2 separate regions of the Homo sapiens genome follow, and region 2 is linked to region 1. Evidence: read pairs that join two places in POLR2A ChIA-PET (ENCODE). Cell type or tissue: MCF 10A. All regions are shown on one strand. Links, peaks and the distances in the headings refer to the core of each region. The heading gives the core; the rest is flanking DNA.

The links. Peaks named below come from ENCODE experiments on the same cell type or tissue, not always from the same donor. Only the 100,000 strongest peaks of a DNase experiment are listed, where the experiment ranks them.
Region 2: POLR2A ChIA-PET joins it to region 1 with 7 read pairs; 4 of 35 experiments call an interaction of 5 or more read pairs at or near these places.

Annotation. Positions count from the first base shown.
Region 1 is chr3:122,477,807-122,488,306 of GRCh38, reverse strand. The region is part of intron 2 of KPNA1 (karyopherin subunit alpha 1); the gene reads left to right. Among named protein-coding and RNA genes, the nearest start is that of KPNA1, 32 kb to the left of the region's middle. RefSeq lists enhancers at 5,076-5,135, 6,779-6,828. In MCF 10A, for the core only: no CTCF peak of the experiment used is centred there; a DNase peak (open chromatin) is centred at 5,006.
Region 2 is chr3:122,530,556-122,540,318 of GRCh38, reverse strand. It overlaps PARP9 (poly(ADP-ribose) polymerase family member 9), which reads left to right. Exons shown (of 11, transcript NM_001146105.2): 9 at 3,246-3,385; 10 at 3,977-4,151. LOC105374071 (a long non-coding RNA gene) reads right to left here. Exons shown (of 5, transcript XR_001740869.2): 4 at 9,100-9,195. Among named protein-coding and RNA genes, the nearest start is that of KPNA1, 20 kb to the right of the region's middle. RefSeq lists a silencer at 6,143-6,437. In MCF 10A, for the core only: no CTCF peak of the experiment used is centred there; a DNase peak (open chromatin) is centred at 6,258.

The sequences.
Region 1 (10,500 bases), core at 3,767-6,266:
TCAAGCAATCCTCCTGCCTTGGCTTCCCAAAGTGCTGGCATTACAGGAGTGAGCCACTGTGCCCAGTCCCGGATAAAGATTTTTAAACTTAAAAATCATCAAAGAGCGCAGTCAGCTTTTCACCTCAAATTTTAGCAGTCTTCCATGGTCCCTTCCTAGATCCATTACTTTTATAGGAGTTACGGGGATCATTTCTTCTGCTTTTATTAGCTGGAAGGTCATTCAGAATAGTGTTATCATACTTTAAAAAGTTAGTTTTTTAATATTAAGCATCTAGTCAACATTCAGATTTTCTACATTGTCACAAAATCTTATGTTTGTTTCTTAGAGTCAGAAACTAAGTCATACATTGTATTTGGTGCTGTCTCTTAACTGTTTTAAAAAATTTTTATTAATAATTGGTGAAAAAATTTTTCCTCTTACTCATTTTTAAGTGTACAGTTCAGTAGTGTTAACAATATTCACATTGTTATATAACATATATCTAGAACTTTTTCATCTTGCAGAATTGAAATTCTATGCCACATTAAACAAGTATTCCTCATTTCTCCTTTCCCAGCTTCTGATAACTGGCATTCTACTTTCTGTTTCCATGATTTTGATTTCTCTAGATATCTCATATAAGTAGACTCGTACAATATTTGTCCTCTTGTAACTGACTTATTTCACTCAGCATAATGACTTCAAGGTTCATCTGTATTGTAGCTTGTGACAGGATCCCTTTTTCTTTAAGGCTGAATAATATTCCATTGTATGTATTACCACATTTTCCTTATTCATCTGTTGATGGACATTTGGGCTGCTTCCACCTCCTGGCCCATGTGAATAATGCTGCAATGAGCATGAGAGTGCAAATATCTCTTTTGATATTCTGTTTTGAATTCTTTTGGACATATACACGTAAGTGGGATGTCTAGATCATAATGATAATTTCATTTTTAATATTTCAAGAGCCTCCCTACTGTTTTTCATAGTGGGTACACGTTTTATTTTATGGTAGTTTTGATTTCCATTTGTCTAATGATAAGTGATGTTGAGCATCTTTTCATATGCTTGTTGGCATTTGTATGTCTTTGGAGAAATGTCTGGTGTTTTGCCTATTTTTTAATTTGGTTACTTGACTAATCCTTACATTCTGGTTTTGTCAGCCTGATCTGTCATTATAAAGAGGCCCGACAGCTTTTTACCTCAAGTTTTAGCAGTCTTTGATGGTCCCTGCCTAGATCCATTACTTTTATAGAGGTTACAGTGATCATTCCTTCTGCTTTTATTCGCTGGAAGGTCACTCAAAAGAAGACCTTTCCCTTAGCTACAGTTCACACAGGACAGAGAAATGCTTGATTCTCTTCCTGTATTTGTTTTCAGAATAATGAGTTGGTTTCTTAGCATCCTCCAAAGGGATGAAATAGTGTGTGCTTTAATATCATTAAGAATGTACAGAATTGTAATCCCAGCACTTTGGGAGGCTGAGGCGGGCGGATCACGAGGTCAGGAGATCAAGACCATCCTGGCTAACATTGGTGAAACCCCGACTCTACTAAAAATATAAAAAATTAGCCGGGCGTGGTGGCGGTGCCTGTAGTCCCAGCTACTTGGGAGGCTGAGGCAGGAGAATGGCGTGAACCTGGGAGGTGGAGCTTGCAGTGAGCTGAGATCGCGCCACTGCACTCCAGCCTGGGCGACAGAGCGAGACTCCGTCTCAAAAAAAAAAAAGAATGCACAGACTTTAACATAGATACTTTCAAAAATAGGTTTATGACAGTCTGGTTGACAGTCTGTGAAAACCATCACCATAGTTAAGTTGTGAACATATTCATCTCACCCAGAGGTTTCCTAGTGCACCTTTTTAGTACATTTTTCTCTACCTCTTTCCTCTGATCTATTTTCTGTTACTACTGATTAGTTACCATAAATGGAATTATGCAACGTGTATTCTTTTTCTTTCTAGTTTCACACAGTTTAATCATTTTGGTATTCACTTATTGTTTTGTGTATGAATTGTTCATTCCATTTTATAATTGAATAGTATTCTTTTGTATGGATAAACAACAACTGGTTTATCCATTCACTTGTTGATGGAAATTTGGATTATTTCCAGTTTTTGGTGATTACAAATAAAATTGTTAGGAACACTCGTGGACAGCTTTTTGTGTGGATATAACTTTTCTTTTCCCTCAGGTAAGTGTCTAGAAGTGATATGGCTGGGTTGTATAGCTGGTGTATACTTAGGAGCTGTCAACTGTTTGCCAAAATAGGTTGTACTATTTTACCTTCCCATGAGCAGTGTACAAGAGTTTGAGTTGCTGCACATCATTGTTAACATTTGGTATGGTCAGTCTTTTCTATTTCAGCTATTCTGAGGAGTATGTAGAAGTACTCCATGATGGTTTCAGTTTTCATTCACCTAATAAATAAAGTTGTAAGCATCTTTTCTTTTTTAAAAAAGTTTATTTTTAATTGGCAAATAATAATTATGTATATTTATCATCTTATATACTTCTTTGTGGTGCGAACATTTAATATTCACTCTTTCAGCAATTTTGACTTATGTAATACATTATTATTAACTGTAGTCACTATGCTATACGATAGATCACCAGTGAGCATCTTTTCATCGGCTTATTTGCTGTGTATCTACTTTAGTGAAGTCTGTTAAAAAAAAAATTCCTTTCCAGTTAAATTTTTTAACTGAGTCGATTGTCTTCTAGATATGTCTTTTGCTAGATACGTGTTTTACACATATTTTCTCCCAGTCAGTGGCTTGCCTTTTCATTTACAAAAGTAACATTTTAAAGAACAAGCATGTATATCTGATGTGAGGTACATGTTAAGGGTTCTTTTTTTTTTTTTTGGCATATGGCTATCCAGTCGTTCAGGTGCCATTTATTGTAAAGATTATTTCCCCCATTGAATTTCCTTGGAAACACTTACCGTTGACCATATCTGTATAGGTCTGTTTCTGGACCTCTACTTTGTTCTATTGGTCTATTTATCTAGCTTAAATACCATGCTGGCTGGTAACTGTAGCCTTAAGATTAGTTTCAAATCAGGTAGTGTTAGAGCTCCAACTTTTTCTTTTTCAAAATTGTTTTGGTCTGGGTGCAGTGACTCATGCCTGTAATCTCAGCACTTTGGGAGGCCGAGGCGGGAAGATTGCTTAAGCACAGGAGTTTGAGACCAGCCTGGGTAAGGTGGCGAGACACCATCTCTACAGAAAGAACAAAACAACAACAACAGCAACAACAACAAAACTAATTAGCATGCACCTATAGTCCCAGATACTCAAGAGGCCGAGGTAGAAGGATTGCTTGAGCCCAGAAATTCGAGGCAGCAATGAGGTATGATTGTGCCCCTGCACTCCAGCCTGGGCGTCAAAGCGAGATCTCATCCCTTAAAAAAAGTAAAACGTTGTTTTGGTTATTGTAGGTCCTTCACATTTATATGAACTTTAGAATCAGCTATTCAGTTTGTACATGAAAGCCTGCTGGGAATTTGATTGGGATTATGTTGAATCTATAAATCAGTTTGGAGAATTGATACTGTTAACAATCTTGAGTCCTCTGACCCATGAGCACAGTATCTTCATTTATTTATGTCATCTTTCTTTCTTCCTTTCCTTTGCTTTCCTTTATTTTATTTATTTTTTTTATTATTATTTTTTTTTGAGACGGAGTCTCACTCTGTCTCCCAGGCTGGAGTGCAGTGGTGTGATCTCAGCTCACTGCAACTTCTGCTTCCCTTGCTCAAACAATTCTGCTTCAGCCTCTCAAGCAGCTGGGATTATAGGCGCCCACCACCATGCCAGCTAATTTTTGAATTTTTAGTAGAGATGAGGTTTCACCATATTGGCCAGGCTGGTCTTAGGTGATCTGCCTGCCTCGGCCTCCCAAAGTGCTGGAATTACAGGCGTGAGCCACTGTGCCCGGTCATGTTTATTTTTTATAATTGAGATTTTATTGGTTGTGTTGAGGATTAGTATACAGACATTTCAGTTTGTACACAGTTCTTATGTACTAAAAATCTAAAAAGCTGTGTATTGTAATTCTTTTTTAAACAGTTATTCCAGTGAGTTTCCAGCTTAAAATCTGGAGGCAAATTTTTAAGAGGCTGTCCAGTACCAGTATCTTAAAATGTTAAGTTACTGCATACATCCCACCAATTCACAGTTTAATAGCATATATACTACATATTCAAATTTTCAATCTTTTGCAGTACATTAACAAAGTTATTAGGAAAACAGCACTACCATGACTGAAGATTTTACAGAGTATGCACAATTCTGATAGGGAGAGCCATGATCAAGGAGTGGTTTTCTTTAGGAAACAATTCTGCTAAAAAATAACATAGGAATAGAAGTAATTTAAAATATTCAAGACATTAAATGCAGGACTGTGATTCCATATTGCCATTTTGTATACTTTGTATTGTAGGATATAAAAACTAATCCCTCATCTATGGAATGTCAGAGCCTCCCATAATTCAGTATCCCACACTATTTTCTGGTTGTACCAAAAAATAAACAACCAGCAAATGATTTCACCTCTTAAGAAAAGCATTTACACTTAAAAAATGGGATGAGGTGGGATTCCCTCCTTTTAAAAATGTTTCTAGAGCTACTAGAAAACTTATATTTACAAAATAGTTTATGAAAATATTCCTCTAGGCTGGGCACGGTGGCTCACACCTGTAATCCCAGCACTTTGGGAGGCTGAGGCGGGTGGATCAGCTGAGGTCAGGAGTTCAAGACCAGCCTGGCCAATATGTTGAAGCCCCGTTTCTACTAAAAATACAAAAATTAGCCAGGTGTGGTAGTGGGCGCCTGTAATCCCAGCTACTTGTGAGGCTGAAGCAGAAGGATTGCTTGAACCTGGGAGGTGGAGGTTGTAGTGAGCCTAGACCATACCGTTGTACTCCAGCCTCGGCAACAAGAGTGAAACTCCAATTTAAAAAAAACAAAACAAAACAACAACAATGAAAAAACCAGAAAATTCCTGTGGATAGTACAAGAAGGGAAACAGGAATGACTCATAAGACAAGGTATGTGATATTAATCACACTTGGCTTTTTTTTCCTCTGGCTTTCTCAGTTTAGTTTCTCTGTTTTCTGTAGGTAGGTAAATCTTTAGTTTCTTGGTTTGCCACTGCGATGTATTTTCTCTGCTTTCCTTTTCACTTTTGTTTTGTCTGAAGATGTATCCTTTCCTGCTGCCTTTTTTGGTTTCCTGTCCACTTTTGTAGGAGCAGAGTTAGCTGAGAACTGTGCTGGGTCTCCACCTGGGCTCTTCCTTCACTATCCCTTCAGCTGAGCTGACCTTCCTTCCTCTTTGATATTTTGGTGGTGGAGAGGCGCGAGAGCCTTGGTGAAGCTAGGCTGCCTAGCTATTGCTGTCCTGTCCCGTCCCATCCCGTCCCATCCCGTCCTCCCCAGTCTCTACCAGCTACTGAGACCTGCTGCGGGGGTTAGGTCATCTTTACATTCTCTTAGCAATTTGTAGTTTTTGGTGTATAGGTCTTACAGATTTTTATCTTTTGTCAGATTTTTCCCTAAGTATTTCATTTTTATTGATGCTGTTGTAATTGTTATTTTTTAGATTTCAGTTGTTCATTGTTAATATGTAGAAATGCAATTTAATTTTGTATATTGATCTCCTAAAGCTTGCTGAACTCACTTGTTAGTTCTAGTCCCTTTGTTATAGATTCCATTGGGTTTTTTACATAGGCAATCATGTCATCTACAGATAAAAGTTTCCTTATTTTCCATTCTTATCTGGATGACTTTTATTTCTTTAACTTGTTTGGTTGTACTGACTAGAACTTAATGGTGCAGTGTTGAATGAAAATAATAAAAACAGACCTATCTGTTTTATTTCTGACCTTAGATGAAAAGTAGTGGGTCTTTCATTACCTGTGATGTTAATGACAGGTTTTTCATATATAGTCATGTACTATATAACTATGTTTCCATCAGCTATGGAGCACATATATGATGTGGTCCCATAAGATTATAATTACCATATTTTTACTGTACCTTTTCTATGTTTTGATATGCAAATTTTTACCTTTGGGTTAAAATCGCCTCCAGTGTTCAGTACAGTAACGTGCTGTACAAGTTTGTAGCCTAGGAGCAATAGGGCATATCATATCGCCTAGGCGTGTAGTAGCTATTCCATCTAGGTTTGTGTAACTACAATCTGTGATGTTCACATGATGATGAAGTCGTGTGATGTATTTCTCAGACTCTTGTTAAGTGATGCATGTGTGTATTTTATGAGATTAAGGAAGTTCTCTCTCTTTTTAAAAAGTTTTTATTTCTATGTATGTTCTTATACAGTATGCTAAAGAAAAACTTTTTTAGGAGAGTTTCTTTAAAACCTTAAAAAAAAATTTCATTGAGCCCAAAATGTCATATGACGTTAAGGAAGTTCTCTTCTGTTCCTAGTTGAATAGATATATAAATGTTTAGAGTTCTTACATCTTCTTGATGAATTGACTCCTTGATCATTATGAAATTACCTACTTTCTGATATATTATTTATCTTGAACCAACTTGTCTGACATTACAATACAGTCACTCCAGCTTTCTGTTAGCTAGCATTGGCTTTAAAACAGTTTCATTGAGATATAATTCACACGCTGTACAATTCACCCACTTGAAGTGTGTAATTCAGTGGTTTTTAGTATATTCATAGAGTTCCAGTACTTCACCACAACCAATTTTAGAACATTTTAGTCACCCGCTAAAAAACCCCTTATGCCCATTAGCAGTCACTCTCCATTCCCTCTGCTCCCCGCTTAGGACCCCTCAACCCTTATCTACTTTCTGTCTCTATAGATTTGCCTATTCTGGACATTTCATATAAGTGGAATCATACAGTATATGTGGTCTTTTGTGATTGGTTTCTTTAACTTAGTAGAGTGTGTTAAAGATTGATCCATGTTGTAACATGTATTGGTACTTCATTCCCTTTTCTCACTAAATATTCCATTGTGCAGATATACCACTTTTTGTTTATTGACTCAGTTGTTGGACATTTGGATTAACTTTTTTACTATTGTGAATAATGCTTCTGTGAACACATACAAGTTTTTGTGTGGATGTATGTTTTTATTTCTATGTATGTACTATACGGTATGCTAAGTACGGCACTTAGTACAGTATACTGAGAGTGGAATTGCTGGGTTATGTGGTAAATCTACATTTAATATTTTGTGGAACTGCCAACCTGTTTTCTACAAAAGCTGTACCATTTTACATTTTTATTAGCAATGTTTGAAGGCTTCAGTTTCTCCACCTTCTTGGAACACTTGTTATCTTTTTTGAGGCAGGGTCTCCCTCTATTGCCTAGGCTGGAGTGCAGTGGTGCCATTATGGTTCACTGCAGCTTTGAGCTCCCAGGGTCAAGTGATCCTTCCACCTCATCCTCCCAAGTAGCTAGGACTACAGGCACACGCCACCATGCCTAGCTAATTTTTTATTATTTTTTGTAGACACAGAGTCTCACTGTATTGTCCAGGCTGGTCTCGAACTCCTGGCCTCAAGTGATCCTCCTGCTTCAGCCTCCCAAAGCACTAGGGTTGCAGGTGTGAGGCACTGTGCCTGGCCTCAATGGTTTTTTTAAAATACTTTTTTTTTTTTAAATGAGAAAAGTTTAAAAAAAATTGTACCACATTATTACTGTTTCCGATGGTCTTTATTCCTTTTTGTAGATCTGTATTTCATCTGGTGTTAGTTTCCTTCTATCTAAGGAACATCCTTTAACATTTTCTTATAGGACTGGTCTGTTATGATGAATTCATTCAGTTTGTATGTGTCTGAAAAAAGTTTATTTCACTATTTTTATAAAGACCTTAATTAATTTTTTTTTTTTAGCAGTTTTTGGTTCCCCTCAAAACTGAACAGATAGTACAGAGATTTCTTATATGCTCTCTGCCCCCACACATGCATAGCCTCCGGCATTGTCAGCATCCCCCATGGAGTGATACATTTGCTATAATTAATGAACCTACATTGACACATCGTCACCCAAAGTCTATAGTTTATATTAAGATTCATTCCTGGTGTTGTGCATTCTGTGGGTTTGATATCACACAGAGTAGATTCCCTGTGCTAAAATTCTGTGCTCCACCTATTTGTCCCTCCTTTCCCCAACCTCCTACAACAACTACTAATCTTTTTACTGTCTCCATAGTTTTGCCTTTTCCAGAATGTCATATAGTTGGAATCATACAATGTGTATGCCTTTTCAGATTGGCCTCTTTCACTTAATAATATGTATTATTTAATGTTCTTCCATGTCTTTCCACGGCTTCATAGCTCATTTCTTTTTAATGCTGAATAATATTCCATTGTCTGGATGCACCATAGTTTATCCATTTACCTGCTGAAAGACATCTGGATTGCTTCTGAGTTTTGACAGTTATGGATAAAACTCCTATATACATTTGTGGGAAGGATTTTGTATAGATATAAGCTTTCAGGTTTTTTTGATGAATACAAAGGAGTATTGTTGCTGATCCTATGGAAGAGTTAATTTTTGTTGTTGTTGTTGAGACAGAGTCTTGTTCTGTCGCCTAGGCTAGAGTGCAGTGGCATGATTTCGGTTCACTGCAGCCTCTGCCTCCTTGGTTCAAGTGATTCTCCTGCCTCAGCCTCCCGAGTAGCTGGGATTACAGGCGCCTACCACCACTCCCGGCTAATTTTTGTATTTTTAGTAGAGACAGGGTTTCACCATGTTGCTCAGGCTGGTCTTGAACTCCTGACCTCAGGTGATCCACCTGCCTCGGCCTCCCAAAGTGCTGGGATTACAGGCATGAGCCACTGTGCCTGGCTGAGTATGTTTAATTTTGTAACAGACTGCTAAACTGTCTTCCAAAGTGGCTGTACCATTTTGCCTTTTCTGCCGGCAATGAATATGAGTTCCTGTTCCACAGCCTTGCCAGCATTTGGTGTTAGCAGTGGTTTTGGATTTTGGCCATTCTGATAGGTAGGTAGTGGTATCTCATTTAGTTTGCGTTTCCCTGATAACATATAATATGGGTTACCTCTTCATATGCTTGTTTGCCATCTGTATATCTTCTTTAGTGAAGTGTCTATAAAGGTCTTTGGCCCATTTTTAAGTGGGTTGTTTGTTTTCCTGTTAAGTTTTTTATATATTTTGGCTACCAGTCTTTCATTAGATATTTTGCAGATATTTCTTCCCAGTCTGTGGCTTGTCTTTTCATTCTCTTGGTAGCGTCTTTCACAGAGCAGAATGTTTTAATTTTAACGAAGTTGAGCTTATCAGTTATTTCATGGATCATGCCTGTGGTGTTGTATCTAAAATATCATTACCAATCCTAGGAACTCTAGCGTTTCCCCTGTATTACCTTTTAGGAGTTTTTTAGTTCTTTTTTTTTTTTTTTTTTTTTTTTTTGAGACGAGGTTTTGCTCTTGTTGCCCAGGCTGGAGAGCAATGGCACAATCTTGGCTCATTGCAACCTCCGCCTCCTGGATTCAAGCGATTCTCCTGCCTCAGCTCCAGAGTAGCTGGGATTACAAGTGCCTTCTATCATGCCTGGCTAATTTTTTTTTTTTTTTTTTTAGATGAAGCCTCGCTGTGTAGCCGAGGCTGGAGTGCAGTGGCGCGATCTTGGCTCACTGCAACTTCCGCCTCCTGGGTCCCAGTTCAAGCAATTCTCCTGCCTCAGCCTCCTGAGTAGCTGGGATTACAGACATGTGCCAACATGTCCAGCTAATTTTTGTATTTTTAGTAGAGATGGGGTTTCCCCATGTTGTCCAGGCTGGTGGTCTTGAACTCCTGACCTGCCCACCTCAGTCTCCCCAAGTGCTGCGATTAAATTTTTGTATTAATAGAGATGGGGTTTCACCATGTTGGTCAGGCTGGTCTTGAACTCCTGACCTCAGGTGATCCACCCACCTCAGCCTCCCAAAGTGCTGGGATTACAGGTGTGAGCCAATGCGCGTGGCCTAGTTTTTTATTACATTTAGGTCTGTGATTCCTTTTGGGTTAATTTTTGTGAACGAAGGATGTAAGACCTGTGGTTTAGATTTGTTTTTTTGCCTGTGTGTGCCCAGTTGTTCCAGCACCATTTCCTCTCTTTGGACCCTTTTTTCTTTTTCTTTTTCTTTTCTTTTTTTTTTTTTTTTGAGACAGCATCTCGCTCTGTTGCCAGGCTGGAGTGCAGTGGTGCCATCTTGGCTTACTGCAACCTCCAACTCCCTGGTTCAAGTAATTCTCCTGCCTCAGCCTCCCAAGTAGCTGGCATTAGAGGCACGTGCCACCACGCCCAGCTAATTTTTGTATTTTTATTAGAGACGGGGTTTCACCATGTTGGCCAGGATGGTCTCAATCTCCTGACATCATGATCCCCCCGCCTTGACCACCCAAAGTGCTGGGATTTCAGGCATGAGCCATTGCACGCAGCCTGGACATTTTTTTTTTTTTTTGATACAGATATTTCAAATGGCAAATAAAATTTTATATATTTATGGTGTACAACA
Region 2 (9,763 bases), core at 4,779-7,278, 51 kb before region 1:
TATTTTTTTGCTCTCTTTTGACAATCAGGGTTATTTGTGAACACATACACAAACACAATTTTATTTACTTGTAATAACCTTGATTGTCTAAGAGGCAATTACATGGAATTTTGGCAGTGGTAAAACTCAAGCCCAAGCCATGGGGAAAAGTATACATTTCTAATTCTTCAGATGCAGCACTCAAGTGTAGACACATTCCATCTGATTAACTTATTTCTTTTATCAAGTTTTATTGTATTTATTTGTCACTGACAGCATTAGGAACGCTAAAATTACTTACCTTGAGCCCTCTCGCCAATGAAGTTATACATTGGTAATGTGAGGTACACTCAAGTATCTCCCATTCAGCGGGACTAAACTCATCAGGATACACGTGGGAATTTGGATCTGGAGAGATCCTTTTAACAGAGCCCTAGAGCTAACTAGGAAATTATACTATTGAAATGCCATCTCGGGGCTGGGCACGGTGGCTCACGCCTGTAATCCCGGCACTTTGGGAGGCCGAGGTGGGCGCATCACCTGAGGTTGGGAGTTCAAGACCAATCTGACCAACATGGAGAAACTCTGTCTCTACTAAAAATACAAAAAAAATTAGCCAGGCATGGTGGCCCATGCTTGTAATCCCAGCTACTCAGGAGGCTGAGGCAGGAGAATCACTTGAACCCAGGAGGCAGAGGTTGCAGTGAACCAAGATCGAACCATTGCACTCCAGCCTGGGCAACAAAAGCGAAACTCTGTCTCAAAAAAAAAAGAAAGAAAGAAAGAAAGAAAGAAAGAAAGAAAGAAAGAAAGAAAGAAAGAAAGAAAGAAATGCCATCTTGGGAGATAGAGATAGAGATAGATATAGATATCATTCAACTAATGCATATTGCACCCATGACGTGCCAAGCATTGTGCTAGGTGCAAGGACTACAGCAATAAACAAGATAGACATTGTTCCTGCTCAAAGTCTAATGGGGGACCTTGACGAGCACACAGATTAGTGATGATAGAGGAGAGCGAAAAGTGCTCTGGGAGCACTGCGGAGAGGCACCTAACCCAGACTTGGGAAGTCAGGGAAGGGCTTATCACAGGTGTCATAAATGGAGAACTGGATAATAGGTAGAAGTCAGGCAAAGAAAGAAAACGTCAAGAAATAAGATTGTCGCAAGGCCTGGATTATGCAAGACCTTATAAATCACGTGAAAGAGTACAGAGAGTTTCTTGAAACAAATAGGGAACCTTAAAGAATTTTAAGCAAAGTTAACATCAGACTTGTGTTTTTAGAAAGATCATTGGTTATAATGTGGAGAATGGATTTAGTAAGAGGTACAAAAATTCAGAGGCAAAATTTCAAAGGACACCTTATTTTCACCATGTGTTTGTAAAAATAATGCAGGAATAAATGATTAGAGTGAGCGAGAGTTCGCCATAAATGTTGTATTTACATCCCACAGAAAACACAGTGGCAAAAAAAAAAACATGGATAAAAAGAATACACAAGCATAAGAACCAAGATTATGATTTTCGCTTAGTTTTTGAAACAGTGAATGTAGGTATTGAAACTGACACCAGTGCCAGCTTAGGGGAACAGGATACAAAGAAACATGGATCTCCTATAAAACTTGTGGCATTATTTTGTTAGAGTGTGTGTGTGTGTGTGTGTGTGTGTGTGTGTGTGGCATTGCTTTAAATTAACTGAAATCATAAGGTGGGCCAATGCTCCCAGCTATTGACAATTTTGAGTCATATAAGTCTCTTGCTCTGCCGCACGATGGCACTTTTGGTAGTTGAGGACTAAGCATATTATTCCATAGAAGCCTTAGAGGTTCAGGCAAACCTGCCCTGTCTTAATCAGATTAAGATCTTCATTAACAAAATGGATAATTTTGAGATGAGTTATCATTATAAGGAATATCAAATATCCATCAGAACAATAATTTTATTTTTTAAATCAAAGTTAGGCATGGCCTCTCTTTTATGCCACTCTTAATCCTTCCTGGTAGGCATTTCCAACGGCAGAAGTTTGTGATCTTTGGGTCCCCAGTGCCCAGCCCAGTGCCTGACATGTAGGAGGAGCTTGGCAAATGTTTGTTGAACTCAAGTAAACTGAACTCTAATATTACACCTTATAAATATGAGCTATTGCTCCCCAAAGTTAATTTACAGTCTTCTGTTGTAGTTTCTGGGCTTTGCAACTCCTCTGCTATGGAGTTTTGTCCCTCCTACTTTCTCAGATTTACAACTTGGCTCTCTAGTGAGTTCCCCTCAATTCGTCACCTGCTTTTTGTGGTTAAATTGAGCCCATTCAATTAGATAATGAACCAGGGATTAGGTCATTTTAGTATACTTGGTCTTAAGTCAAACTAAAAGTAAACCAAGAGAAAACAAGTCTTTTTTGGTTTTCATTTGTCCACCTGTATATTTAGTCCAGTAAGGAGCTCCCTTGGACAAAAACAGGTTGAAAACAAGGATGGGAGGAAAAAAAGGAAGGAAGGAGGAAGGAAGGAAGGAAAGAAGGAAGTAAGGAAGGAAGGAGAGGGAGGGAGGGAAATGGGAGGAGGAGAAAGGAGGAAGGGAGGAAAAACAAGACATCATAGACTCTTAATCTCCAAATTTTGCTCTTCTTCATTGGGTGGTATATGAGTGATACATGTTCCAAGTATTTTGCCTTGTCACTTACAAAAAGCATTGGTGAAAGCCAGGTTTGTAATCTTAGTTCTTTACTTACTAGGTGTGTGATATGGGGCAAGTTACTTATTTGAACTTCAATTTCTTTATTTGTAAAATTGTGTTAATTATTACGTGGTGGTGCTATAATGATCAAATAAGGAAGGAAACTGAAAATTTTGAAGTGTTTTACAAATGTCATGTCATTTCCCATCATTCCTTACTTAATATTTTCTAATGCCTGTCTGTTTTTGCTGATAGGCATTGGGGCTAGAAATAAAAACATTTCCTATGAGCAACACAATTATTTCTCATCATTACAGCATTGATTGTGGAGAAGCAAGTATATATTATGCTCCTTTTACTCACATCCCCTTAGCCTCATGATTCAAATCATCCAAAGACAAATTTATTACCCCTTTATTTTATCCTGACCGCTCGTAGTATTATAGCTCTCCTCGCATGTCCTAAACACATGAGGCACACAATTTAAACTGGCTAATCCCTTCCTCTAAATTTCTAGAATTTGTTTCATTAAATTTCTTTTCTCCTCTCTCAGAGCATTGAAGTAAAGTTTTTGTGTTACTCATTTTTAGGACAGTGGACTATTCAGCAACAAAAAACCCAAGACGAAATGAAAGAAAATATCATATTTCTGAAATGTCCTGTGCCTCCAACTCAAGAGCTTCTAGATCAAAAGAAACAGTTTGAAAAATGTGGTTTGCAGGTTCTAAAGGTATACCTAACAAAGGGGAAGATTTGGCTCATTTTGTTGTTAATTAACTTGTTTCTGTAGCCAAAGGAAAAGCTCACCTGCTGATGATTCTAAGCTGGCTGCTCATGGACTTGGAATCCTAGGTCAGTAAGACTGAAAAGAGAGCAGGGCAGGGCAGGCACGAGGGATATAGTTGGAATCGGGAGGTAGGAATGACATCAGGACACACAGAAGCAAGGATTCCAGATCCAGGAAGCCCGTCTTTGAGCAAAATAAAAGAAGTGGAATAGCATTTATCACACTGTGTTATAATTGTTTACCTATTTTTCTATCTCACTAAACTATGAGCTTAAGAGGGCAGAGACTATGTCTAGGTCAGTGAATTTTTGTTAAAGGAATTTATTAGAGAAGGGGCAGGGAATTTTGAAGAACGAATCAAAATAGGAGAGGATTAGAGGGAGGAGAGACTCTTTTGCAACTTTCTATGAAAAGCGAATTGCATGCAAAGTAGTATTATGCACATAAGCTCCTTTATTTTTGAAGCAGTATAGCAGGCAATTTAAAGAGCGGTTCTCTAGCCTCTTTTTCAGTCTTTCTTTTCTATGGTTCTAGGTGGAGAAGATAGACAATGAGGTCCTTATGGCTGCCTTTCAAAGAAAGAAGAAAATGATGGAAGAAAAACTGCACAGGCAACCTGTGAGCCATAGGCTGTTTCAGCAAGTCCCATACCAGTTCTGCAATGTGGTATGCAGAGTTGGCTTTCAAAGAATGTACTCGACACCTTGCGGTAGGTGTCAATGCCTCATCATTGGGGCTACTCTGTGGAATTTGGTGAGCTGACATCAGTAGATTCTTCCACTGATAGCATTTGTTGTTGTGGGGAAGGGATCATTTGTGACTGTGATTTAGAGGTCACAAATGATGACCCAGGTCACAAAGTATTTTGGAAAGAGTGGTATTTTTTACTTTTCCTTCGTATCTTTTGTTGCTGATGCATTTTACATTGATGAAAAGTGTGAGCAGTAAGAACTACGGTTCACTGTTTTTCTCCTTTATGTGTTTCTGTGTCCTATCCGCAGAGAACACGTTGAGGCTTTTTTTTTTTTTTTTTGCCTTACTTATCTCAACAAAATTATTACCAACAGCACTGAACCGTCCTCATCCCTTAATTAAAAGGGCATTTTCCCAAATTTAAGAAAGTTGGTCTTTTCTCTTTCATCCCTTTGTTTCCTATAGCCTGCTAGTGAATGAATTAGGTATCATTTGGCAGGTGAAGTGCATAACATCTTAAGATCCTCTTCATCCATAGGAGTTCTATGTGTAACTCCCATGTCTCTTTTCAGATGTACAAAAACATTGCATATATAATTCTTATATTGCCCCCTCTACTCCTCAGTCACTAATGAAGATTTCTGGCTTTAGTTCTCTCCAAAAGAGGAAAAGAAATTTAGTAAAAATTATGGAGAGATACTTAGCGGGGTGGCTTGATTTTGCTTGGTCTATTAAATATGTGGCTCTTGATCTTTATCTTTCAACATATGTAGCATGATCCTTGCTGAGGAGTCAATTCCAATAGACTTGGTTTCTAGGATGCAAAGGCTCTAGAAATCATCTTTTCTTTGTTCTGGAGAGAACATAGGCAAAACTTGGGGTAAATGTTGAACATAGACAATTACTGGGGATAAAAATAGAGAAATGAATCCCTACCAAGAAGCCTTTTGGGGCAATCAGGAAAGTGATGATCAGTATAGTCCCTTCATTAGCAAAGTCTTAAAAAATCTATAATTTCCATTTGCTCCTAAAGCTGGCTTCTCTGCAATCCCCACCCACTACTTCTACTTAAATTACTTTCATTAAGATCATCGCTGTGCTCTTACTTTCCAAATCTAGTGAGTATTCTCTTTTCAGTCCTGTGACAGACTCTGCTACTTGCCTACCCAACATCTATACACATCTTTCTTACTAAAACATCTAAGACACCCACTATCCTCCCAAGGAATATGGTCCCAAGGTCTTAGCCAGACTCATCATCAGCTCAAGTTCAGGCAGTTCTCTCTTTATTTATTTATTTATTTTTCTGAGACGGAGTCTTGCTCTGTCACTCAGGCTGGAGTGCAGTGGCACCATCTTGGCTCACTGCAACCTCCGCCTCCGAGATTCAAACAGTTCTCCTGCCTCAGCCTCCCAGGTAGCTGGGATTACAGGCATGTGCCACCACGTGCAGTTAATTTTTGTATTTTTTTTAGTAGAGACGAGGTTTCATCATGTTGGCCAGGCTGATCTCCAGCTACTCGTGATCCGTCCACCTCAGCCTCCCAAAGTGTTGGGCTTACAGGTATGAGCCACCATGCCCAGCAGGCAGTTCTCTCTTAAAGCTTAAAGGCAAGATACTGCCCCCAACATACTCATTATATAGTGATATAAAAAGGAGCGGGAAAACTGCAATGAAAACTCTCATGTTGAAAGGGGAGAAGCAAAACACACAACAGCCACTGGCTCACACCACTTATCTACATGCTGCCGAACAGGTATAGAGAGGACTCCCTATTCCATGTTGTAAAACCTTTATTTTGCACTCTGGGAAAATCTTCCTTATATATTGTGGCCCTTGGCTATTTCCAGGTTCATTGCCTATCAGGGAGCCATGGATTTTCTCACAGGCTAGAATGTGCTCAGGCTGTTGCAACCAGGCTTGTGGTTTCTTCAGCAATACAGTTCCTTTAAAAATTCAGTGGGCACGAGGCCTAATTTCTTCTGGTTAAGTTTATGTCTTTATAACCTAACCACAGATCTTGTCTCCATATAGTCTTTCAACTCAAGATTTTGGTCTCTTACCTGCTGTCTGTGTGCTCTGCCCTTCTCCCTATCCCTTAGCTTAACAGCCACTGCCTTGAGGCAATTCAGACATGACTCATAATGTGACCTGCACCAATTGACTCATCTCTGTAGGCTAGAGAGAACTCTTAACAGAAGGTGCCAGACAAGCCCAGGAGACACCAATCTTGCTACCACTGAAGCTGTTGTTATTTGGAGTACAAAAGCTCTTAGCTTTTTCAGCCGTGCAATATTCCAAATTATAGGACTCTCAGTCAATTTAGATGGCCACCCACAGGCAAAGGAGACAGAACTTCTGTTAACAAACCTTTATTTTCTTTTTTCTATTTATGTTTGCATTCCAACCAGTTCTGAATAAATCTCTTGCTTGTAGGACTTGGTTGAGTGCAGCAAGAAGGCATCTACACATGCAGTTTCTTACTGGGTTGATTCATTTGTTCCACAGGTATTTATTAAGCACATTCTATGAATCAGGCCCTGTGCTAGGGGTACTAGAAATAGAGTGTAAATAAAAAACCATAGAGTTCTTGCCCTTACAATTTATAATCTCACGAGTTCACCTGTTGCCCATTCTTTATCTTCTCTCTTTTTTCCTCTACGATGTCCCCCTTGGTGATGGCACCTGTTCCCATGGCCTCAACTCCTACCTCAATGATGACGACTTAGGAATTTCTAACTCTTAACTCCCTACCTCTCTCCTGACCTGCAGGTTCATATGTCTCACTCTCTTTTTGACATCTTTACCCAGATGTCCCATAGGTAACTCAAATTGATCCCTTTTCTTGGTCATGATTTTCCCTAAGAAATATGCCCTTTGTTTGCTGATTCTCCCTAACCTGGTTAGTATCATCACCATCTACCTACCAGGTTTCCTAAGGCTGAAACATTATCATCCTCCATTCCTCCTTTTCCCTCACCCTTATACCCAGGCATTCACCCAGTCCTAGTGATTCACTCTCATGAAGATCTCAGCCCAGTTTCACCTCTCTATTCCTACTGCCTTAGTTAATCTTCCTTCAGACCTAGACTATTACTAGGTCCTCTCCTTGCCACAAAACACACCCCTACCTAATCTATCCTTTACCACCAGAATTATCACGCTAAAAATTACATTCTTGCTTAATATCTGTATTCCCAGTTGCCTACGGGATAAAAGCCCAAACTCCTTAGCAGAGAATATAAGGCCCTAGCTCCCACATTATTTCAGCAGTCATCACCCACTATGTTCCTCAAGACTGCAGCCATTAACTTTTTAGAGTTCCCTAAACATGCTGTTTACTTTCATGCCTCTATCCCGTTGTCTGTGGAATGACTTCCCTCCTTGCCCTTTTCAGTGCTACAAACCCCTATTCTTTAAGACATAGTACAAATGGCATCTCCTGGTTGGCATCTTTCCTGCAGGCCTACAGGCCTAGTAAGTATCTTCCTCCTCTGTGCTCCTGCATACCTCCATTCCTTTGTTATGACATCTATAACTTTAATAAGTACTAAAATCTGTAGTCCTACAAAACTCAGGCATAGAACTCATTTCCTTTATGGCTCTATAATGGAACTTTACCCAACTCTCACGTTCCCCATGACCACAGATGTGGAAAATTTGAATCTTGACAGTTCAAGGTGAACTCAGTCATTTTCAGAGTTTTCATAGTCCCTTCAAGATTGAAACTCAGTTCCTGCAATGTTTGCCCCTTTTCTCCTCTTTTGTCTATGCTGGGAGAGGCATTGTGGGGAGGGTTGTCTGGCTTATGGCTCCCATTGTCCTCTGCTTGATAAACCACCTGAGCTTTGGTCATTAGCAGTCTCCTGTGCCTTTCACACTCAGGTAGTGTCTGCACAGGCCACTCTATGTCTTTTCCATGCTGAAGAAATTCCTTTCCAGGCCATGTCTGTGTTCCTCCTGCCACACAGGAAATTTTTGAGCATGTTCATCCTCCAAGCTGAATGCAGGGTCTTGGGTAGTGGTCCTCACCTGCTCCAGAGACTTCTCCAGCCATTGCCACTCTCCACTCAGGTGATGAAGCTGGATGAGGGACTGCACCCACCAGAGTCAGGCCAGGGTCCTGTCTGCTCTGTGAGTCCCTCCAATTGTTCTTATTCCGAGATTTCCATTGTTCTGCCCCCTCTTGACTCCCAGGGCTCTCAAGGGAGTGGGGGTAGTGAAGGGAGCCCTTTCCCAAGCTCCCCCAAGAGCTCTAGTCACATCACTTCTGATACTTCTTTTCCCACCAGCTGGAAGAAAGAACTTTCATTTGTCTTGAAATGAGAAAAATGTTCTTAGAATATTTTGTATTACTCTCTGCTCTGTCATTTATGGTAAACAAAATAAAATAATAAAAAAAAACAACCCATGCTCTGAATCCTTCTGGTTTTTAGCTTTTGGTTCAAAAAGCCCTTTTCCTCTCAGAAAAGCTAACTCTGAAAGCCAGAATTTCAAGACCATACTCTCTTCTGTGAATTAAAAATAATTACATATATATATATGTACTTGTAAACACAAACATATAGATACATACAATTATATACATACAGTTATACGGGGTTTCACCATGTTGGCCAGGCTGGTCTCGAACTCCTGACCTCGTGATCCACCCGCCTCGGCCTCCCGAAGTGCTGGGATTACAGATGTGAGCCACTGCACCCAGCAGGCAGTTCTCAAAAAACTATACATATATTTATATATAGACTTTGTTCTCATCTTTATCCTTTTCGCCCTTAATAAGAAGTAGCAAGGACTCAATAGGTGGAAGAACAAAGAGCAAGAAGAAACTCCCGGGAAAGAAAATCTTTGATTTTTATCTCAAAATATTACCTTGCCACATAAATTGTACTATATTTTATCTGTTTACATGATGAGACTTCCCTTTGTGAAATGTTGAGAATAGGGATCATATCTTACTCACTTTTAAATTTCCAGAGCTGCACTGTTCAATATTGTAGCCGCTAGCTACATGCGGCTATTGAGCACTTGAAATGTGGCCGGTCTAAATTGAAAGATGCTGTAAGTATAAAATACACACCGGATTTCAAAGACCTACTACAAAAGAATGTAAAATATCTAATACTTTTCAAAATATAGATTACATGTTAAAATAACATCTTGAATGGCTTAAATAAAAATGTTAATTTCACCTTTTTTAAAAAAATGTTTTAAAATGTGGCTACTAGAGTAGCTGGGAATCCAGGTGAGTGGCACAATACCTGACTAATTTTTTTATTTTTGGTAGAGATTGGGTCTCACTGTGTTGCCCAGGCTAGTCTCAAACTCCTGACCTCCACCAATCCTCCTGCCTTGGCCTCCCAAAGTGCTGGGATTACAGACATGAGCCACTCAGCCTGGAAGTTTTAAACGACATGTGTGACTCATAGTACGTTTCTGTTGTTTAGTTCTGCTCTTGAGCCTAAAAGTGTTTGGTTACATCCCACATAAAGAAAGAGAGGGAAGAAATGAAAAAAGGAAAGGAAGGAAGGATAATATGGCATCAAAGAAGGTATAATTTTTTTCCCTCTAAGTGAGGTCAGAAAGGGCAGTGAACAGGGATTACTTCGAGATCCAGAATTTGGCCC